Regions from separate parts of the Homo sapiens genome. Here regions 1 and 2 are each linked to region 3. Evidence: chromatin loops called from intact Hi-C (ENCODE). Cell type or tissue: ascending aorta. All regions are shown on one strand. Each heading gives the region's core, and the rest is flanking DNA. Links, peaks and the distances in the headings are about the cores only.

The links. Peaks named below come from ENCODE experiments on the same cell type or tissue, not always from the same donor. Only the 100,000 strongest peaks of a DNase experiment are listed, where the experiment ranks them.
Region 1: a loop joins it to region 3, with 5 times the contacts of the local background. A loop is called at or near these places in 3 of 110 quality-filtered maps.
Region 2: a loop joins it to region 3, with 11 times the contacts of the local background. A loop is called at or near these places in 5 of 110 quality-filtered maps.

Annotation. Positions count from the first base shown.
Region 1 is chrX:155,763,243-155,771,234 of GRCh38, reverse strand. It overlaps SPRY3 (sprouty RTK signaling antagonist 3), which reads right to left. Exons shown (of 3, transcript NM_001304990.2): 2 at 3,099-3,273. Among named protein-coding and RNA genes, the nearest start is that of VAMP7, 110 kb to the left of the region's middle. In ascending aorta, for the core only: no CTCF peak of the experiment used is centred there; DNase peaks (open chromatin) are centred at 2,693 and 3,664; H3K4me3 peaks cover 1,952 bases; H3K27ac peaks cover 1,542 bases.
Region 2 is chrX:155,815,890-155,823,881 of GRCh38, reverse strand. No RefSeq gene overlaps it. Among named protein-coding and RNA genes, the nearest start is that of VAMP7, 61 kb to the left of the region's middle. In ascending aorta, for the core only: a CTCF peak has its summit at 3,554 (motif pointing right); a DNase peak (open chromatin) is centred at 3,581.
Region 3 is chrX:155,213,215-155,221,206 of GRCh38, reverse strand. It overlaps VBP1 (VHL binding protein 1), which reads right to left and starts at 4,747. Exons shown (of 6, transcript NM_003372.7): 1 at 4,632-4,747; 2 at 900-1,024. The coding sequence starts at 4,724. RefSeq lists a silencer at 4,364-4,453 and enhancers at 4,624-4,703, 4,701-4,995, 4,306-5,094. In ascending aorta, for the core only: a CTCF peak has its summit at 4,364 (motif pointing right); DNase peaks (open chromatin) are centred at 4,386 and 4,836; H3K4me3 peaks cover 2,090 bases; H3K27ac peaks cover 1,598 bases.

The sequences.
Region 1 (7,992 bases), core at 1,596-6,595, 550 kb before region 3:
GGAGCAGAAGGGTACATGGTGTTTAGGTTGAAAAGCTGTATTTCAATATTGATTCGATTTCTGCAAGACTGATAAATTGAGATGCTTGGTTGGATGATTAAAAGAAGCTGTGGGCATTATTTCAGTCTGAAATAATGATGCACTGTCTTGCCTACAAGTAAGGGAACTGACAGGATGAACTTAGAAGGTTTCTTCCTGCTCTGTAGAATCTTTTATTCAAATGGACTCTGGGATCTAATGTGGGAGACCTGCAGTAAGTGGACAGTAGGACCTGAATAAAATCAGAGTGTTGAGTAGGATTTAAGGATTGAATGACAATAAATTGTTTGCCATTCTGGACATGCTGAATCTGATCTGGCTAACAGGATGAACTGAAATAGATACTGTACAGGAAGGTAAGAGGGAAAAATATGTTGAGAAAGGAACAGGCAAGACACTGCTGTAGCACATAGGCTAGATGAAAAAGTACCACTACGTGAATGTTTATGATTCAGAAATCCACCCACTAAAGAGCCATTCATTGTGAGCAGCAACAGTTAAGAAACTGTGCAGTTGGCCAATTCCATAGTCTATCAAATGAGAGAGAGAGAGAGAGAGAGAGAGAGAATGTACACATCACATATTATTAAATAAGAGCAAAGGTGATTACAGGTCTTGGCTGCACATTGATGGGATCTAGTGATTTTTGTCACGTAGTGCCTCTGCAGTAATGAATGATGCATTGTAAACCCACTCCCATCACAGTCTCTCTGGCCAGGTGCTCATAGCTTTCTAAACAGTTTTTCTGTAGCCCTGAATTTGCCATGTTCAACCTGAAAAAAATTTCTTTTCTTATGCCAATTTAGGGACTAGAAAGCTAAGCCCATTCAAGAAATGCTAATGTTTGTTAATGAAAGAAAATGTATTTTCTCCCTGGAACCTAAAATCTGCCATGTTGAGAATAAAGTTGAAAACTTTCCTATCTAAAGCCCTTCTATGCTAACACCGCAAGACAGTTCTGATTTCTATGGTAAATCCTTTCCGATACAGTATGACTCAACGTTGATTTCAAAGAAGAGTGGAGTGAGGAAGAGGAGATCCTGGCTCTTGTTTTCTCCCAGTCTCACGGGTTCAATGCTGTTTTGTACCCTACTGTGTAACGGCTCTTAGGTGTGTTGCTTTTTTCTATGCTCTGCTGTTATATACACTCCTACTCAGAATAACTGAAAGCAAACATAGGGGGAATTTCTGCTTTGGCTTTATATGTTTTCTTAGTTCTACTGTTCCAAAGTCTGCTCTCTAAAAATCCCTCTCTGTGCAAAAAGCATTTGCATCTCTATCAAAGCACTCCCCCCTTACAAATACCAAGTTGTATATAGTTTACATTACTAACCTCTCTGCCACTGACTGGGCCTCCCTCCTACCGCATACATCTTGTTGGAGCTGCCAGGTTCTCACCACATTTAACTCTTAACTTGTCACTTTGCTACCCTAGTCCTATTCATTACTTTAATGGTTTCATTAAGACTCATAGCAGTTTATTTCAAACCAGGGAGTCTTGCAGTTTTAAGACCTTGAATGTTAAAAGATATAGGTCTTTTAGTGATGAATGATACAGGGAAAATTTGTAATACCAAATGAATTCACATCTAATCCTGAGGAAAATTGTAAGAAGAAGCTGGTTGTTCATCTAAGAAGTAGGATTTTTTTTTTAAAAACTCAAATCCTTTTATATGACACAAGAAATTTAAGGTCTAGTCCTAATGGTAGCTCTACTTTGCTGCGTGGCTGTAGGCAAATGACCTCCGTTCTGGTCCTCAGTTTCTTCATCTGCAAAATAAAAGGAGGGTTTTTAAAGGCCTTTCTTGTCCAGATGCTCTAAATTTTATGTTGGGTTTGTTGGTTGCATTTCTCTGTTTCAAAAGTCTTTAAGGAAGAATTAGTGTCCTTTCCTTTAGGTTCTTTACTTCCTCACTACTCAACTCCTCAACTCTTAATAAATATCTTCAAATCTAAGTCACTCAGATCACTATCTAGACTGTTTCACAGCTAGAGAGACCTAAAAACAGAACACAAAGAGACAAATATATAGAATGTTATAGTAATGTCTTTGTATATGTTTGTTTAGAGGCAAGGAGAGCAAGACCAATATTTCATTGTGGATAAACGGCTAGCCTGTGCCTTATTTGTATTTATGAATGCAGCCGACTTTTTGGGAACATGATTTAACACCTGGTATATCCAAATTCATGTGATAACACATCATGATACAGTGAGGTTTTAATATTACCAGAAAAGCAACAATAGTTTCCATTTCAAAATAGATTTTCTGCTTAAGAGTTCAAGGTCTGTTTTCTGTTCATCCAACTTGGTTTGCAGCATGCAGAGGTGAAGAATGATAATTATAATTAGCTTCATGGAAGTGAGTGTGCAGTAAACCATTGCCCTAGGTCTTATCAAATGCCTATTGGCTAACTAGACGTGCTCACAGGTTCTCACTTTTGACAGAATCTCCATATGCCACACAGAGACATGTGCACACGTACCCAGGCACGGATACAGAGATTTCTAAATCACTGCTCTGACTCAATGTAAGTGGGGGGTTCTGCCGTGTCAGCTTGCGCCATGTCTACCCAGGGCAAGGTGATGTGATGAAATCTGAACGATGCACAGCCCAGACTTGTGAGCCAATAGCAGAGGCTAGCCCCATGCTGACAGGATGCCCGCTGGGCAGCCAGACTGGCCTTAGCACGGGCTCTCTCTCTGTCCTCAGCTTGGGTGGTTAGGCTGCGTTTTGAGGGGTTTAGGCAAGTACCAAAATGCATTTAAAGGTTAACAGGCTAGAAATTAAATTGACATTCGCCTAGAAAAATATTATTTTGAAGTCCTATTTGGATTTACACATTTCCAATGTGGATAGTTTTCTGCGAGAGCCGATTTATTTAAATATAATTTAAAGGGTTTTCATTTTATTTTATCCATGCGCTTGCGCGCGCGCGCCCAAGCGCGCGGCACACACACGCACACAGAGACAGCACAGGATGGCTGGAATGAATGGCAATCTGTGCATTGCATAGAAAGAATTCTGGGTTTTTAAAGAGCTAATTTCTATGGCTTACCTTGAGGAAATGGTTTATCCATGCTGAGAAAAGCAGAAGAACTAATGCCCCATCTGGCTCAAAGGATCTCTTCTCCTCAGTCTTTAGGTTTCTCCACCTCTCTTCGGAAAGTCTGAATGAAAACTCCTTCACTGGCAGGCAGTGGAGCCAGAAACAGAGATAGTTCTGTCTTGTTCTTTGACACAGCAGAGAAAACACAAAACAAAACAAAACAAAACAAAACAAAACAAAAAAACGGGGGAGGGGGCGAGTCAAACCTGTAGTGGCATATACTTTGTATAGATTTTACAGGCAGATCTAAATCTTGATGGACGTATTTCCCAAAGAAAGCTCAGCAGGGTAAGTTGTTCACCTCCTCCTCTTTCTCCTCCTCCTCCTCTCTCTCCTCCTCCTCCTCTCTCTCCTCCTCCTCCTCTTTCTCCTCCTCCTCTTCTTTCTCCTCCTCCTCCGCCTCTTTCTCCTCCCCCTTCTCCTCCTCCTCCTGTTTCTCTTCCCCCTCCCCCTCCAGTATTTTCCTTCCCCTCCTCTTGCCCTCCCCTTTCCCTCCTCCCCTTCTTCCTCCTTTACCTCCTCCCCCTCCTCTTTCGCCTCCGCCTCCGCCTCCACCTTGGTCTCCCTCTCCTCCAATCTGACAGATGAACCGAAGCAGCAGAAACTGCAGTTGTAGACACAGGGTATCTCAACGGAGCAATAGATACCGCCAGTGTGTGATTATTTATATGGCTCAGGGTGTGTTGGTATATAATCTGCAGTGGGGGCAGGGAGTGAGTTGGCAGTGTGTTCAGCTTAGCTAGCTGGCCGTTTTGTGAATGTAGATGATTTCTGGAGGTCTTGTGAATGGGTTATAGGGGAGGATGGGAAAGAAGGGATTTATTGCTCCTCGTTATAATTTCTTTCTCTCCCCCCTCCCCCCGCGTGTCGTTGGCTTTCCCGGAGCTGTAGCTCTTAATGCTTGGCGAAGTGGCGTCATCCAGATGAAATTGAATCGACCCATTAAAACTCCCCATAGGAATCTCTGTATCCGGTCCCTGGGTAATGACTGAAACAAAATTTAAAGGAACGTGGGGGTGGGGTGGAGAGTAACAATTTTAAGGAGGTCTCATTTAAATATCTTTGCCAATCACATTTCTACCAATCTACTCAGCCTGTGCCGAGTGATTGCAGCTTCAATAAGATGAAGAGAAAGAGCTTCTCCTTTGTTTAAGGGTTCCTCCCACCTCTTCCTCATGTGTTCCCACTTTTTCAGCCCATCCATTGCCACTGGGAAACCATTACCCAACCTACTTTCCCTTTAGCATGGCATGCATTCAACAACAAATATTTATTGAGTACCTTCCTTTGTGCTAGGTGTTGTGGATTCCTGCCTTCATGCAGCCTCCCTGGGACTGAAAATAAAGCAGCCTTGGACATTTTCTCTTAAAGCCAAGGACAAAGCTTTCTGTAAATTACCCTCAGTCCACTATTTAATTCAATAGGAAAGGATCTTTCTTCTGGGCATCCAGACAGAAGAACTTGGATGACAGCAGCTTTATATTTAAAATAAAGGAGATCTGATTTCAAGTCCTATTTCAATGGACAAGTGGCAGGAGCTTGGCCATCAGCATTCTTAGGATGCTTTGGTTACCTCATCTATAAAATTGAGATGGTAAATGGTGACAGTTCAGAGTAAAACAAACTGTGTGAGTCAGGAAACTGAGACTCTTAATCTTATTCTGACTCCTTGTGTGACCTTAGCAATTTTCTTCCCCTCTAGAGTGTCAATTTTTACATTAACATGAGGGGATCTGATTAGGTAATTGCTAACGTCCTTTCTACCTCTGACACTCTGTCATTTACCCTCTCTCAGATGTGTTAAGAAGACAAAAGAAATAATGAGATTTAAAAAAGTACGGCTGTGTGGGTCTGCATGCTCCTGTGTGTATGTATGTGTTTAAGGTGCTCCAAACAGTTGTGATGACATGTATGTAGGTATATGTGTGTGTGCATGCGTGCATGCCTGTGTATGTGCGTGTGTGTAATTTCTAAACAAATCCAGCTCTCTTTTCCCATTTGGAATTTCTAGTCAGGAAATCTCCTGTAAATTCTCTTTTGTGATTCACTGTAGGTTCATCTACACTTATTCAACAAATATTTATTGCACATTAACTATGTGTCAAGCACTGTACTAACTAGATTCAGGTCAAATAGATCAGGGTTCAAATTTTTGCTCCTCAACCTGGGAGCTACCTCCCTTGAGGCAATTCAATTAACCTCTCTGGCATATAGCAAGCACCCCATGAATAGTAGCTATGAATGTTAAGAAATTGTTCTTGCTCTAATGTAACCCATAGGAGAGGCAAGAGATGATTTCAATTTGAAGCCCTTTTATGTTTTAAAGTCTAGCTTTAAAGTTGAATAGCTGGGTTGCCTAATTCCTTTCCCTCCTTTACTCTGTGGGCCTATATTAAGGCAACAATGAAAACAATTGGGATTATTCAGCCTTCTTACCTCTTAGGATGATACCCATGACAAAAAAAGTTAAATTGATGATCATTCATTCATTCAACCATGCCTGCTATGGGCCACTCACTAAAGGCTAGTAATTCAACAGCTAGATTTCCTGCGCTCCTGGAATTGACATTCAAGTGGGCAGGGTGACATGTTTACTCTTTGCCAGGTGCTGTTCTATGAATTTTACATGTTTTAACCTATTTAATTCTCACAACAAACCTATGAGGCATATTAATGAATTATACTGATTTTTAAAATGAGAAACCAAGGTCCAAAGACCTTAAGTAACTTGTCCAAGGTTACACAGTTGGCAGTTTGCAGATCTAGGATTTTAACTCAGGCTGACTCAGGCTGTCTCACTCCAGAGCTTGTACTTTTAACCACTATACCACAGTATCCAACCATCTGCAAATCCCTTCAGGGATTTTTGTTCTAACTTTTAAAAATTATTTGGTAAATGCTATGGTCTGAATATTTGTGTCTCTCCAAAATTCCTGTGTTGAAACCTATCTACCAATATGATAATATTAGGAGGTGGGGCCTTTGGGAGGTGACTAAATAATGTATGTGGAGCCCTCATGAATGGGATTAGTTCTCTTATAAAAGAGGCCCCGAAGACCTGCCTTGGCACTTCCATCATGTGAGGACACAGTGAGAAGGTGCTGTCTATGAGGAAGTCGGACTCCCCCAGACACTGGTAACACCTTAATCTTGGACTTCCCAGCCTTTACAACTGTAAGAAATACATTTCTGTTGTTTATAAGTTATCTAGTCAAAGGTATTTTGTTACAGTAGCCCAATAAGACTAAGATAATATTCCTGAATATCCTATAGGCCTAGCAGTCACTTATTGCAGGAAAAGCCTTGCCTAATCACCTCTCTCTTCAAAAGACCAGTTTAGAACAGATTTGTCCTCTTCTTTGTGCTCCAGAGGCCCCCTTTGTGCTTACCATCATTGCAGAACTTATCACACTTTATTATAATTGTCTGTCTCCCAATTTAGACAGTGATCTCTTTGAGGGCAGATATAATATTTATTATATTTGTCTTCACTGCCACATCCCCAAGGCCTAGCATACTGATCACTAAATTAATACTTATTGAATGAATGGATAACCAATTTTTGGAAATCTACATGAATATCTTTATTTGTTCTTTAAGCTGTTTTGTTTCTAAAAGACAACTCGAAGTTCCGTGATTTTTGATAGGCTATCACTATAGTACAATTATATACAGAAATTTGATGTTGAGACATTACAAAACTCACTATGTATTGCCAGACAACTTCTTTTACAAACTTGTTAGATTGTTGTAGCAGTGCACTTCAGAAAATTTGTTTTCTTAGCTCCTTAGTTAATGGTGTACTCTTCAGAAAACATATTTTGACAGATTCATTGAGTTGTCCAAGATCATACAGCTAGTAAGTGGCAGCATTGGGCCTAGTAGTGAACACAGGTCTCCTGTTTCCCAATCCAATGCCTTCTTTCTCTTTTTAAGGCACCTTGCTGACATTAATTCAATTCCAGTTGAATTTGGATATATTGTCTCAGCACAGATCAACACATCTATTTCTGAAAGCCATTGATTTTCAATAAATAAATAAGTAACCTTGAAGGACACCAGAAAAGTCACCCTGCCTTGGAAATATCTTCTTTACTAAGTCTGTTTTAGAAACCTCTGAGTTATGATTTTGTAATGAATAAAATACACCTTTCCATGCTTTGTAGTAACCGGTTGTTCAGATCATTTCTGATATGACAGTTAACTCAAAAACATATTGAAAGAAGGGAGAGTATATCTAACAGAGCATACTGAAAAAGAGACTAGGGCATGGGTGAAAGTGATGAAGGAGTTACAAATGTTGAAATAAATTAGATAGGTAAGGATTCAAAGAGGAATTGAGATCTGGGCAGAAAATGAATAACCATATATAATTCACATGAAGGAATTCACATGGAAATCTGGATTGGTAGCAATGTGCATGGAGTCTGCAAAGAGTGAAACATTCAAACTGTCTTATGTAAGAGGTATATTGAAGAGAGGATTGGAATATATAGTGCTGGAGAATAACTCGAATGACAGGCAATTTAGACTTAATGCTCTGGGAATTAGAAATAAATTTTAGAACAAAGGAATAAAATATGAAAATAAGCCACATTTAAGAAAGATACACTGGGCATGATATATAGGAGTGGGGAGATACTAGAGTCAGGTCAGCCAAATTGGGGTATTTTGGAGTAATCTAAACAGAAGATGATAAGGGCCTGGTTAGGGAATTGACAGTGAGAATGGGAAGTAAGGATGAGATGTTTTCAGTTGAATATGATACCATTGCATACTGAGAAGTTGGAAGGGGGAGGTCAGTTTAAAGGAATAAATATATGATATTAGAGTTGTAAAGAAC
Region 2 (7,992 bases), core at 1,596-6,595, 600 kb before region 3:
GGCCTCATAGCATGAGTTTGAAAGTAATCTCTCCTCCTCAATTTTTTGGAATAGTTTGATTATGTTTGGTGTTAGTTCTTCTTTAAATGTTTGGTAGAATCCAACAGTTAAGCCATTGGATCCTGAGCTTTTCTTTGATGAGAGATGTTTTATTATGGCTTTGATGTCATTACTTGTTATTGGTCTATTCAGGTTCTGGATTTCTTCATGGTTCCATCTTGCTAGGTTGTATGTGTGTAGGAATTTATCAATTTCTTCTAGGTTTTTCAATTTATTGGCATATAATTGCTCAAAATAGTCTCTAATGATCCTTTGAATTACTACAGTATAAGTTATAATGTCTCCTTTTTAATTTCTTATTTTATTTATTTGAATCTTATCTCTTTTCCTTAATCTGGCTAAAGTTTTGTCAATTTTGTTTATTTTTGTAAAAAAGCCAGCTTTTTGTTTTGTTGATCTTTTGTATTGCTTTTTGGTTTCAATTTCATTTATTTTTGCTCTGATTATTATGATTTCCTTTCTTCTACATATTTTGCATATGATTTGCTCTTGCTTTTATAATTCTTTAAGATGCATTTTAAAATTGGCTATTTGTCGTTTTTCTACTTATTTGATGTAGGACTTATTGCTATAAACTTTCCTTTTAGTACTGCTTTCTCTGTGTCCCATAGATTTTGGTTTGTTATGTTTGCATTTTCATTTGCTTCAATACATTTTAAAATTTCATTACTAACTTCTTCACTGACCCACTGGTAATTTAAGAGCATATTGTTTTATTTCCATGTGTTTGCATGGTTCCTAAAGTTCTTGTTATTGATGTCTAGTTTTATTTTATTGTGGTCAGATACTTGATACTATCTTAGTTTTACTGAGGTTTTTAAGACTTGTTTTGTGGCTTAACATAGGTCTGTCCTTGAGAATGATCCATGTTCTCAGAAGAAAATGTATTCTGCAGCTCTTGGATAAAACGTTGTGTAAAGATTTATGAGATCCTTTTGATTTATTATGCAGATTAAGTTCAATATTTCTTTGCTGATTTTCTATCTGGATGATCTGCCCAATGCTGAAAGCTGTGTGTTAAGGTCTCCAGCTATTATTGTATTGGAGGAGTCTATCTCTCTCTTAAAACTCTAATAAAATTTGCTTTCTGTGTCTGAGTGCTCCAGTGTTGGGTGCATATATATATTTACAGTTATTATATTCTCTTGCTGAAGTGACCTGTTTATCATTATATAATGACCTTTTTAGTCTGTTTTTATAGTTTTTGTCTTGAAATCTATTTTATCTGATAAAAAGTATAGGTATTTGTGCTCCTTTTTTGGTTTTTATTTTCATAGAATATCTTTTTCCAGCCCTTTATTTTCAGTCTGTGTGTATCTATACAGGTAAAATGAGTTTCTTGTAGGTACCATATAGTTGGGTCTTTTAAAAAATTCATTCAAGATTTTAGTTCATTTACATTCAATGTTATTGATAGGCAAAGACTTACTATTGCTATTTTGTTTTTTGTTTTCTGGCTGTTTAGTGTTCCTCTCTCCCTCTCCCCCTCCCTCCATCCCCTCCCTCCCTCCCTCTCTTTTCCTCTTCCTCTTCCCCTTCCCCTCGTTCTCCTTCCCCTTCTCCTTCTCCTTCCCCTTCCCCTTCTCCTTCTCCTTCCCCTTCCCCTTCTCCTTCTCCTTCTTCTGCTTCTCCTCCTCCTTTCTTCCTTCCTTCCTTCTTTGTGTAAAAGAGATTTTCTCTGGTAGTAGGTTTTAATTTCTTGCTTTTTATTTATTGTGTATCTGTAGATTTTTTGGTTTGAGGTACCATGAGTCTTGAAATAACATCTTATAACCAATCATTTTAAACTGATGACAACTAAACTGTGATTACAGAAAAGCACAACAAATAAACAAAGAAGGAAAGTGAACACTAATAAAAACTATACACTTTAACACCATCCCCTCCCAGATTTTTAATTTTTGTTGTTTATAGTTATGACTTTTAATACTATCTCTTAAAACATTGTTGTAGTTATTATTTTTATAGGTTTGTCTTTTAGTCTTCCTACTCAAGATGTGAGTGGTTTACACACCATTACAGTGTTAGATTATTCTATATTTGTCTGCGTACTTACTACTACCGGTGAGTTTTGTATGTTCATATGACTTCTTATTGCTTATTAGGATCCTTTTCTTTAAGATTGAAGAACTCTCTTTAGCATTTTTTTTTGTAGCTCATGTGTGTACTTGATGAATTCCCTTAGTTTTTTTTTGGTCCAAGAAAGTCTTCATTTCTCCTTTATGTTTGAAGGATATTTTTGCTGGATATAATATTCTAGGATAAAAGTTTTTTTCCTTCAGCACTTTGAATATGTCATAGCAGTCTCTTGTAGCCTGCAAGGTTTCCACTGAGACATCTGCTGCCAGACATATTGCTACTTCTTTATGCTATATTTGTTTCTTTTCTATTGTTGCTTTTAGGATTATGTTTTCATCTTTGACCTTTGGGAGCTTAATTACTAAATGCCTAGAGGTTGTCTCATTTAGTTTAACCCTGCCTGGTTTTATGTGACCTTCTTGTACATGAACACTGATATCTTTCTCTAGGTTTGGAATGCTCTTTGTTATTATTTCTTTGAATTAACTTTTTACCCCAGTTTCTCTCTCTACCTCCTCTCTAAGACAAGTATATCTTAAATTTGCCCTTTTGAGGCTATTTTCTACATCTTGTAGCCATGCTTCACTTTTTTTATTGTTTTTTTTTCTTCTCTGTGTTTTCTTATAGCCTCTGTTTGACCTTACTAATTCTTTCTTCTGCTTGATCAATTCTGCTGTGGAGAGACTCTGGTGCATTTTTCAGTGTGTCAATTGAATATTTCTGCTCTAGAACTTTTGCTTGATTTTCAAAAATTATTTCAATCTCTTTGTTAAATTTCTTTGATAGGATTCTGAATTCCTTCTCTGTGTTATCTTGAAATTTGTTGAATTTCCTCAAAACAGTTATTTTGAGCCGGATGCAGTGACTCATGCTTATAATCCCAGTACTATGGGAGGCCAAGATGGGAAGGTTGCCTGAGAACTGGAGTTTGAGGCCAGTCTGGGCAACATAGCAAGACCCTATGTCTACAAAATTTTTAAAAAATGTTAGCCAGGCATGGTGGTGTGTACCTCTAGTCTCAGCTACTCGGGAGGGTGAGGTGGGAGGATCATTTGAGCCCAGGAGTTCGAGACTACAGTGAACTATTATCACACCACTGTACTCCAGCCTAGGCGGCAGAGCAATACACCCCCCCTCCCCTGCCAAAAAAAGCAGCTATTTTGAATCCTTTGCTGAAATGTCACATAGCTCTGTTATTCTGGGATTTGTCACTGGTGCCTTATTTAGTTTGTTTGGTGAGGTCATGTTTTCCTACATGTTCTTGATGCTTGTGAATATTCATCAATTAGGTATTTATTCTAGTCTTCACAGTCTGGGCTTGTATGTACTTGTCCTTCTTGACAAGGCTTTCCAGGAATTCAAAGGGTTGTGATCTAAGTCTTTGGTCATTGCAACCATATCTGCACTAGGGGGCTCCCTAACCCCAGCAATGCTGCAACTTTTGCAGGCTCTTACTGCCTTGGTGCACTTGGACGAGATCCAGGAGAATTCTCCAGGCAGTCTCTAGTTCTCTTCCTTCACTTTCCCCCAACAGAAGGAGTCTCTCTCTCTCTCTCCATGCTGGTATGCCTGGAGTTGGGGAAAGGGTGATGCAAGCAATACTCTGGCCACCACAGCTGAGACCGCACTGGATCACACCTGAAGTCAACATAGTACTGGGTCTCGCCCAAGGACCATGATGATACTGCCTGTCTAACACTGATGTTTATTCAAGGCCCAAGGGCTCATTATTCCACAGGTGGTGAATCCTGCCAGGACTGGGTCTTTCTCTTCAGTGCAGTAGGTTCCCTTCTGGCCCAGGGTGGGTCTAGAAATGCTATCCAGGAACTAGGGCCTGGAATCAGGGGCTTCAGGAATCTGTTTTGTGCTTTATTTAACTGTGGCTTTCCTGGTACCCATGTTGCAAGACAAAGTCCTCTGTGCTCTTCCCTCTCCTTATGGAAGCAGGAGTCACTCCCTGAGTTGCACTGCCTGGAGTTGGGGGAGGGTTGACACAAGCACTCCCTTGGCTGCCACAGCTAATGTCTCACTGGTTCATATGCACTCCCATTCCACTGGCTCTGAGCACAGTGCAGCACCTGAAATTGCTCAAGGGCTGCAGTTCTTGTAGCCTGACTGCCTTTTAAACCTATTGAGAAGCAAAGGGTACTTTAATTGGCCAGCAGTGGAGCTAGCCAAAACTTGGGTTTTTATCACTGGGGCAGAGAATTCCCTTTTGGCTGGGGCTAGTTTAAATGCTCCCTCCATGGGCACTGGAAGGATTCTGCTCTGTGTTGTGTTCTGCTGTAACAGGGCAGCATTGGAACTCAGTGTGGGAACTCAGTGCCACAATCACTTCTTTCTTGCTTCCCCAAGCACACAAATTCTCTCTTCGTGTGCTGCTGGGGGATGGAGAAGGGGTGGTGTAGGCAATGTAAGACTGTATTTTATATCTTTTGCAGTGCCTCTTTTCTTGATATTATTTTAAAACCAGGTACTATAATTGCTCACCTGATTTTTGGTTCTTATGAAGATGCTTTCTTGCATGGATAGTCATTTAATTTGGTTTTCCGGTAGGAGGATGATTGCTGGAGGGTTATATTTGGCTATCTTGTTCTGCCTTCTCAAGCTGTTTAAAATATATTTTTTCAACTCTTCCCATTTAGTCTGTGTCTTCCTGGTGGTGAGAGTTTCTTTTAGGTAGCATCCAGGTGGGTCTTTAAAAAATTCCTTCAGCCAGTCTATATCTTTTAAGTGGGGAATTTAATCCATTTACATCCAAGGTTATTATTGGTAGATGAGGACTTATGTTATTTTATTGATTTTTTTTCTGGTTGTTTTGTATATCCTTTGTTCTTTACTTCTCTTATTGTTTATTTTTGTGGTTGGGTGGTTTTCTGTAGTTATAAAGTTTGATTGTTTTCTCTGTGTGTCATCTCTACTAGTGAGTTTTGCAGTTTTGCATGTTTTCATAATGGTGGTTATGGTCTTTTGATTTCTAGAAGTCAGATTCCCTTGAGCATTTCTTTTAATACTGGTCTAGTGTTGATGTGTTCCTTTAATTTTTGTTTATCAAAGATTTTATTTCTTCTTCATTTCTGAAGGATAGCTTTGCCGTGTATATTATTCTTTCCTGGCGGTTTCTTTTTCCAGTATTTTGAAAATATCATCCTATCCTCTTCTGGCCTGTAAGATTTTTTGCTGAGAAAGCCACTATTAGTCTAATGAGGGTTCCTTTATATGTGACTTGATGTTCTTCTCTTGCTGTTTTTAGAATTATTGTTTTGTCTTTAACTTTCAACAATTTGAACATTATGTGGCTTGCAGAGAATCTGTTTAGGTTTAATCTGTTTGGCAACCTTTGAGTTTCCTGGTTCAGGATGGCCATCTCCCAAGGCTTGTGAAGTTTTCAGCTATTATTTCATGAAACATATTTATACACCTTTTCCCCCCCCTTCTTTTTATGGAATGTCAATAATTTGAATATTTGTTTGCTTAATACTGTCCCATACATTCTGTATGCTTTCTTTATTCTCTTTTTTTTTTGTCTACCTCTGTTATTTGAAAACACCTGTCTTTAAGTTCAGAAGTTCCTCTGAACTCCTTTCTTCTGCTTGGTCTTATCTGTTGTTGAAGCCCTCAATTGTCTTTTTTTTAAATTTTATTCATTGAATTCTTCACCTCTGGGATTTCTGTTTTGTTCATTTTTATGATATCTATCGCTGTGTTGAATTTGTCATTCAAGACATGAATTATTTTCCTGATTTTTTGTATTGTCTACCTGTATTCTCTTATATCTCATTGAGGTTTCTTAAGATTATTATTTTGAATTTTTTTCTGACATTTTATATATTTCCTTATGATTGGGGTCTGTTACTGGAGAATTATTATGTTCCCTTGGAGGTGTCATGTTTCTATGCTTTTTCATGTTTGATGTGTCCCTATGTCAATTTGTACACATCTGGTGGAAAAGTCACCTCTTCCAATTTTATGGAGTAGGTTTTGTAGGGAAAGATATATTCATATAGATGAGTCTTGAGGTCTTGAATAAGATATAATCTTATTCATATAGATCAGGTCAGTGGGGTGTGTTGGGTTGGTTCTGGGTGGATGCAGTAATATAGTCTCCATGTAGTTTCTTTAGCTGTAATCCACACCGGTGATGTTTGCAAGGGTCTCATTGGTCTAGGCTAAGAGAGTTTGTACTGGCAGTACTGGTGTGGCTTTGCTTTTTTAGAAACAGCTCATCAGGCTGTTTCTCAGGTCAGTGGTGAGGTGTGCACATGGCGGGTCAGCCAACTTAGAGTCTGACTCCCTGGGGATGGAGCTACAGGGTTGTTTCTCCAGCTGGGGGCATGAACCCATGGTTGCTTACCAGCCTCAGACTGGGCATAGCCTATGGGACTGTTTCTCAGGCCCAAAAGATGGCCATACAGTTTACTTCATTTTTGGTCATGTTAAGCTTTTAAATACCAATGAAAAATATAGTTGGAGATATCCAGAAGGCATGTGAGGATAATACGTTTGAACTTCAAGGTAAGATCTGGGTAGCAGTCATTAAAAGAAAATTCACATGGTAGTTGAAGTTATATGATTACATAAAATAATCTAAAAACAACATACAGTGTGGGGGGCTTCAGAGTGTGTGTGTGTGCATGTGTGTGTGTACACACAGTCTTGCTTCTTTGTTTTTAATTGGTTTTGAATGTCTTCGGTTAGGACACACACTATAATTCAAACACAGTCTTTACCATTCCCTATTTTCTTATACCTGGAAAACTTACAGTTATTTTACCTGTTTGACCTCTGGAAATAACTTGTGTTTTCAATTTCTGGTGTAGCAAGAAAAGCAGTGGACTTTTTATCACTTAACATTAAAAATGGATTTTAACCTAAAATATTTTTAATATTATTTTAAATCACCAGAAAAATTGATTTTTAAATATCTTGATGTACAGTTTTATGAATTTTAACACATGTATGGAGACATGTTATCACTACTACATCAGGACATATAATAATTTTAACATAAAACTTCCTCATTCTACCATTCTACCACTTTATAGTCATCCCTCCTCCTACCCATAAATGCTGGCAACCTGTTCTATTTCTATATCTTTTTTTTTTTTTTTTTTTTTGAGACAGAGGAGTCTCACTCTTTCGCCCAGGCTGGAGTGCAGTGGCACGATCTCAGCTCACTGCAAGCTCCACCTCCCGGGTTCACGCCATTCTCCTGCCTCAGCCTCCCGAGTAGCTGGGACTACAGGCGCCCGCCACAATGCCTGGCTAATTTTTTTTGTATTTTTATTAGAGATGGGGTTTCACCATGTTAGCCGGGATGGTCTCAATCTTCTGACCTCGTGATCCACCCGCCTCGGCCTCCCAAAGTGTGTTCTATATCTTTATAGTCTTGCTTTTTCAGAACGTTATATAAATGATATAATGCAGTATGCAGTCTTTTGAGACTGGCTTTTTTATGCAACATAATGTCTTTAAGAGTCATCCAAACTGTTGTGTGTATCAATAGTTTGGGCTTTGTATTCTGAGTAGTATTTCATTGTGTGGTTGTGCCACAGTTTATTCATGTATTCACTTATTGAAGGACATTTGGATTCTTTCTAGTTTGGGGCAATTATGAATAGTGCAGGTATAAGCATTGGTGTTCAGACATAAGTTTTCATTTCTCTAGGACAGAAACTCAGGAATGGAATTGCTGAGTCACATGGTAAGTCTATGTTTAACTTTGTAGGAAACTACCAAACCATTTTGCAGAGTGGATGCACCATTTTTTATTCCCCTAGTAATGTATGACAGACCCAGTTGCCCAGCACTTGATATTGTCAATTTTTTTTAAAAAAATTAAAACATCATATT
Region 3 (7,992 bases), core at 1,790-6,789:
GCGCATGCCACCACGTCTGGCTAATTTATTTGTATTTTAGTAGAGACGGGGTTTCACCATGTTGCCCAGGGTGGTTTCAAACTCCTGAGCTCAGGCAATCTGCCCACCTCAGCCTCCCAAAGTGCTGGGATTACAGGTGCGAGCCGCCGGGCCCAGCCTAATTATTTTTTAATTATTTGTAGAGACGGGGGTCTCCCTATGTTGCCCAGGCTAGTCTTGAACTCCTGGACTGAAGTGATCCTCCCACCTCAGCCTCCCAAAGTGCTGGAATTACAGGTTTGAGCCACCATGCCCAGTCCTGTGTCCTTGTTGAAAGCAGATACTGGATGTTATTTCACCCAAAACAGTATGTGGCATCTAGCTGGCATTCCATAAATATTTATCTTACAGAAGAATGCTGGCACATGCACAAAACAGAGATCTATAAATATTTATTACAGTGAATTGACTTTATAAGCTATATAAAATAATGTAGGGAAATAAAGAGTTGAGAGTAAGGATAGCTTTTTTCCTATGCCTATTAGTTATGAAATCTTGGGATTTCATAACTAATTAAGTCTTATGCCCAGACTCTGTGGGTCTCTAATCTCACTGGCAAAATTAGAAGGATGAACTAGACATATAAGACGTTATGATTTTGAAAGCTTTGGAATACAGTCTTTAACAACCATTCTATTATGTTTTCAAAACCACATTTAGACTGGCAATACCAAGTGTTGGCAAGGATACGGAACAACTGGAACTCTTGTACGTTGCTGGTGGGAATTTCATATGGTACAGCCACCTTGGAGGACTGAACACTTGACATCTGAATATTTTATTATATGTAAATTATATCTCAATTTTTTAAAAGTTCAAGTCATATAAGATTTTCAAAACTTAGAAATTTTTACACTTACCTTCTTTTCTTTTGAGCAAGGTTGAGTTCCATAAACTTATACTTCTGGTACTGTTCATCCAGCTTCTTTAATACTGTATCTGCAGTCTCATTCCCAGGCTGTTTCATGAAGGAATCTACATCTTCCTTTAATATCAAAAATAATACTTTACAAATTTTAGAATTCATGCCACTCAGATTTTTTGACTGCTTTGTTTTTAAAACATAGAAGAAAAAAAAGCTTTGTTTTTCTCCAAAGGTTTGTTTTTAACTAAAAGTACAGGTTAAGCACCCTTATCTAAAATGCTTGGGACCAGAATTGTTTTGGATTTTAGATTTTTTTTTTTTTTTTAGATTTTGGAATATTTACATTATACCAGTTGAGCATCCTCAATCCAAAAATCCAAAGTCCAAAATGCTCCAATGAGCATTTCCTTTGAGCACTATATTGGTGTTCAAAAAGTTTTGGATTTTAGAGCATTCTGGATTTCAGATTTTCAGATTTAGGATGCTCAACCTGTAGTTATAAAAAGTTAGAGACAATTTCAGATGGTACATATATATTATATAGCTAATTTATTCTTTCACTTTCCTCTTCATTTTTTATTCAAAAATAGGAAAAGAAGAATGACCTTGCCCACCACTTTATGCATTTCCCATGCATCCCTAGTAGTAAATATGAAACTAACAATCAAATACATTGCCTATTCATGCATCCTATTCACAAAATGATTTTACAGGTTGCATGTCAAGATTATCAATTTTATTACTTATTTTTAATTCAACAAGTTTTACCATAGAAATCATACTAAATATGGTTACTGGGTTCCCAAGGCAATCCACAAATGCTTCCTTCAGTATCAAATAACTGAAACAAAGTAAACCTAAAAGGCAAACAGAATAATCTTTTGTAACAGTAATAACTGATCAAAAGAAAAGCAGTAAAACTGATGTTAAAATATTTTTTATACCACATGCTGATCCTTGAAGAAAGGCTAGTTAATTAGATAAGGATCAGAAACAAGATGAAAATATATGAAACTTAAAAGAGATGCTACAAGAGTCGTCTAGTACTTTACAGAACTCTAGTTCTTTATTATAAGTAACTTCAATTATCTTATAGCTTCTAAGATCTTCACATCATTATTCTTATCCATATTTACTAGCTACCAGAGAATATCTTAGCTGAAACAAGGAAGAAAAAGGAAGAGAAACACAGCAAGGGAGTGAACTAAGAAGCCATCAAACTAGACAGTAAAGGAAATTGAAAAGGTGAGGCTGAGAGATAATGGCTGAGTTCTGTATGTTAAAGAGAGATGCCATCTTCCTAGAAGGGTCACTGCAGGGAAGAGAAAGAAGTGTAAGTTTCTGGCACATGATACATGTTATCAGGTGCTGGAGTTTAGCAAGAATTAACTATAGCGGCATAGGCTGTGGTTAAGAGACAGGAGGTGCCTGGTTTGAATCCCAGCTTCGCCACTCATTAGATGAGTTGACCTTAGGGAAGTTATTTAACCTCTCTTTGCCTCAATTTCCTCATCATCTGTACAAGTACCTTTTCGTCACCAGGGATTAAATGAGTTAGCATATGTGAAACGCTTATAAGAGTACGTGACACCTATGTATAGCATAATGTGCCACAGGGACACAAAGTGCCAGGGATTTTGTTTTGGGGTAGAGGTCAGAGAAAACTACAGGGAGATGATATCTGAACTAGATGTGGAAAGATGAAGAGGTCATGAAATGGACAAGGGTGAAACAACAATTCAAGCAGAGAAAGAAAACAAATTACTGCCTCAGCGGGGTTGGGGAATGGACTGGGTCTGACTTCTAACCACTATGGTATATTGCTTCCTATCATCATGAATATTAATACCTATTCGACACCTACTACACTGCAATACTGCAAGCATGTTCTCTGTTTCCCATAACAACTCTCTAAGTATTGTCATCCCTATTTCAGTTAAAGAAACTCAAGCTCAAAGTGGTAAAATAATATGCTTAAGGTTAAGCAGCAACTGGGAAGCAGAGCCAGGATTCAGACCCTGGTCTATTTAGAGGCCAATAATCTTTCTACAATACCATGTCACTTCAATTATTAATAGTTTGGAAACATAAACAGTTATATAAAATTTGGGTTGCTTATTACATTATGTTGGTAGAAATTTTAAGGTCTAGAAAAAAATAACCACGACATTGTAGGGAAAAAGCATTTCAAGACATTATAAAGCCCTCAGATAAAGTGTCTCCTCCCGAGTTAGATTTCTGACGCCATCTCTAGCTGAGCACCATGAATGTAACATTTAAGGCCCTATGGAAATTCAATTAGACACTTAGTTTGAGCTTATACTATGTGTGAGGCACTATGCTATGACCAGGAGAAGTAGGGCGATTCATGAGAACTACCTCACCTCCTCCCAGTAGCAGAGCATGAGGGGTAAGCTGCCAGTCTGGACCTCCACGGATTGTCCAAGTTCAAACCCTGGATACCTCACTTACATCCTGTGTGGCCTGGGGCAAGTTACTCAAGTGCCCCGTACCTCAGTTTTATCATCTAAAAAACGGGCATAACAGTAGTAGCTACCACCTCGAGTTTTGTAAAATCATTAAGAAAGTGCCTGGCACTCAACAAATTTTATTCCTTGTTATGGTTAGATAATAGATCAATGTAGAGAAATAAATGACACAGCTCATAAAAACACAAAATAATAACCAATTACGAAATTCAATCAGCAAATGCGAATATACAATATCAAGTGTGGTATAAATAAATGAGTCTTTAGAAGGATATAAGACGTAGTTAGTAAAAAAAAGGCAGAGGTAAGGTAAGGTACAAACCAAAAGATTGAGAAACTTCCATGAAGATTTTATAGTAGCTAAGTGGGGACAGACAGATGACCTGGCCTGGAGGGCCAGTCAGATGTTTTCTCTCATTAGTCAAATAGTTTTCAACTACTATTTCTAAATTAAATAAATAAAATAAAATTTTTAAAAAGCCACCCAGCACAGGCAGCGCCCTCCAGAACGGCCTGTGGAGCAACCCGATCCCCTCTAGGACACTAGCGAACCTGGGACCTAGCGCCATCAGGAGGGTTCAGCCTCCTCTCTCAACAATTCATTCTCCACTAAGTTGTTAGAATGATGTAGTTAAAACGAAAGGCCTTCTGATGACAGCCCGTTGCCTACTGGAAAACCTCAATTCCTTAGCAAGACACAGAAGGACTTTACACTCCCAACCTATCATCCTATTTTCCCATCGGTCTCTTCTTCCATTTCCCGAGGCAACATTCCCGAGACCACTGCATTCCTTCAACAGACAAAGTGATATTCCCGGTTTTCACATCTTAGCACTGGCTGTTCTGCCTATTCATTGTACTGTGTCTCCAGCATCCATGCTGAGTCGAGAGCTCCTCACCACCTCCCCTTTTCCAACCAGCAGGGGGACGAAAACCGGCGGCAGCCCGGAGGTCCCTCAGGCCGCCCTGCCCTGCCACCCGCCGCCCCTCGCCCCTCGCCCCTCGTCCCGGCCCCGCACCCCGTTCTCTTCTACGGCCTTCTCGAGCTACGTTTCTTCCGGGCGGGCCCCCAGCAGAGCTCAATCTGTCCAGGTGCGAGGGGTGAGAGCAGACCGAGCGCCCCCTCCCTGAACACTTGGCTCAGCTCCTTCCAACAGTCGAGGCCTGGGTGGGAGCCGGGAAGAAAGGGGCAGTCCAAGGCCTCAAGCCAAGATGCCAGGGAACAGCGTGCCTCTTACCACAAACACGGCCTCAGGAATCCCCAGGTGGAGCCGCCGCCCATTCCCTGTGGCCATTTCTCCTTTGCCACAACTGTCCTTAACGGCCGCCATCTTGGGGATGCGAGCGCGCGACTGCCTCCCGGGCCGCCGGCCGCCGGGATTCCGTGATTGGCTTGTTCGCACTTGCAGGCCCGCCTCTCCATCTCCATGCACATTCATTGGTGCGCAGGGAGCGTCCCCCACAAGTCCCCGTTCTCCTTTGGCCGAAAGTAGCCCAACCTCTAGGTGCTGATTGGCTGCGCTCAGGTAAGTGACAAGCGTGGAAGGGCCGCGAAAGAGAAGCTGGAGCGACAGGAAAAACCCATACGTCCTCCTGGGAAAAGGGGTCTTGTGAGTGAGCGGTGCTAAAGCCCTAGGAATAGGGACCTAGCCTGACCCCACCCCGACCCTAGAACTGGCAGCAGCCTTCGCAATGGCCTCTGGAGCGACCCAATCCCCTCTCTCGGATGCTAGCGAACCTGGGACCTAGCGCCATCACGAGGGTTCAGCCTCTGTGCCTTTCTGGTCTCACCATCCCAGGGAGCTTCCTGCCCCTTGAAGGGAACTTACTTTGTGTCTGTTTCAGAGTGGTCACTGGCCTCATTCTAATAAATACCCTGCCTGTCGCACCAGCCTTTCCTGAAAGCCACCTTTGATCAGAATGTCTTCTCTCCAGCTCAAACGTTTCCAAAACTTCATAGTCTACATACAAAATCCTAAGAACTCCACCTAGGCTTCTAGGCCCATGGACTTACCCAATGTCATCCTACACTACAACCCTTTAAAAGCACATGTGTCATACAGAACCAAGTAATTATTCTTCGGGCTCTTTTCTGTGCTTTATTTCACTGGAGTGTTTCCCAGTGAGGCAGTGCTTCATCCACTTGCACAAATTCTACCATGAGCCTAAGAATTACGCAATGGAAAGTAAGTCTCTCTTCTCAGAGGCAATCACTGTTACCGGTTTATCTCCGCACATAATGTACGATCAAGCATATAGACATAGATATGTCTTTAGATATAATATGAGGAAGAAATTGGTATCGTCATATTGTGAATGAGGAAACTAAAGCTCAGTGAACCTGTACAGCTCCTCCAAAATCCTACAACTACATAGTAGTGAAGCCGGAATTCCAAACTAGTTCTCCAGTGGCTTCTATGCGATTTGGCTTGGGAGGATGAAGACATGTTAGCTAACCATGACTCTGACCTTTTCTGGTCAGCAGTTTTGTAAGATAATGTCTCTGTTCCTGGAGAGAAAAGTATATGGGAATTCTATTCTTCACCACTCTCCCCCACCTCAGTGCCTTCCAAAAAAAAATTTTGTTTTTGAAAAGTAGGTAACGTTTCTACAGAAAAACATTGAGATATCAGATACACATGCAAATTTTGTTCAACTTCACTGATCCCTATCTATATTAATCATTGTTAGAACCAATCAAGGACTTACTTCAAACTTTAGGAAATATTTCTCCAAATTATCACTAATTTTAATTTGGAATAAATCCCTCTAAGAGATATAGTATTTGACACTTCGGGCCAGGTTTTTCTTTTGGAGCCAAAAGCCTTATCAGCTTATCGCTCATGTTTTACTCCCTTACAGGTACAAACAGAAGATTCCCTTATTTATACTGCTGAATATATTTCCTTTCTAGTGTTCTCTTAATTAGAAAGTTGTATACCAATTCTTTCCTTCCTGCCATGGCTGCAGCAGCTTTTCCAAGAGTACACTAACCTTATCAACTCTATAGGTGGTCATTTTCTTATCTCTTAGCAAAAAAAAAAAGGAAAAGAAAAAAAAAAAAACCTTCCTCTTGCCAGATCCAAATCTAGCTATTACCTGACTAAATATGATTGGTCTTTAGCAACCCTTCAGTAGCCCACACCTTTTACAGCTTATCTTTAGATTGCTTTAATAAAAGCATTTTTTAAAACAGACTTTAAAAGGTTGTAGTTTTTCACCATGGACACTTTTGAAACAAAACAAAACAAAATGTAAAGAAAATACGCATACAACAGGAAACAGAACAACTTAAACAATCATTTCACGTAGTGTTGTGCTGATAAATGTTCAACTAATTCTCTTTAGAAAGGGGGTATATATTTATTATAAATTGTATTGATGTAAAAGGTGTATAGCACACAATTTCATAAGTGATAATAAAATATACAATACTCTTTATCGTTAATTCTGTATAACCAATTCTGACAGGATGCTTTTGATTTTTGCCAAATACATATCTCCCTAGACAACCTACAGTTGCAATTGATGAACTAGTGTAGTTCTGACATGAATGTTGCTTGATATTTTCATTTATGTTAAGTAATAAGAAAAAAGTAATTCAACAATTATTTTTATATTGGTACTTGGATCATTCATCAACAATGTGAGTGATTTATTTGCTGAATTGGATAATGGTTTTCAAATACCAGAAAAATATTGCCTCATTTTATGGTGCTGTTCACAATAATGGCTACAGACACAACTCACTTTTAAGCTGAATCTGCATTAGTAACATTTTCTCCATTGCTTTCAAGTCTAGAGTGACAAACATAGATCAAGCCGTAGTTTGTAGCATCTACCAATTTCTGTAGCCTGGATACTCCCACAATGGCTGATTTCAATCCATGTCGAGTTGGGAGGACATGCCCAGTAGCACACAGATACAATCGATGTAAATAACCTCAAGAGCATAGGTAACATTCAAATGTCGAAAAATAATTAGAAGGTGATAAATTTTGAATATTTATTACCTTTGCCTTTAAAAGAATTTAATTGTAAATTTTTATAATTTAATTTTAAATGATGGCTGTGTTTAACAACCATCTTGCAGAATTTCTAGAAATTTAACAATTGGTTCTCACAAGCTGGTACAAGCCAGCTCTGGTGCACCACTGGCTCATATTTTGGGAAGCCAGAGTTTAATGACTTCAGTGAATAGTACCTGTAAATGTCACACTAATGTGCTCTGCAGAGAAGGAAGAAAATGATGTGACATACAATTGGAGTCCCCTGGAAGAAGAGGGTGATATCCTTAGCAACTTCCAGAACCCAGATAACCAAGAGTTGACTTAAATTTGTACAGCCGGGAACCGACAACAACTCTCACTCCATCTTTGCCTGGAAGCTTTGTGCAGGTAACAGGTTCTGTCCCAATCTCCACAAGCCTCTGAAATTACTCTGAAGAGCTGCAAATCCTGAGGCTGGGGGAATGTGTCTCCTTTTTCCTGAGCCTGGTCACTGGGGTCATTTCCTCCCAGGAAGCCCACTGGGAAAGAGCCCAAGGCCTTCAGAGAGATGCCAAGCATTTCAGGATGTTCTGAGACAGCCTCTGCTCGA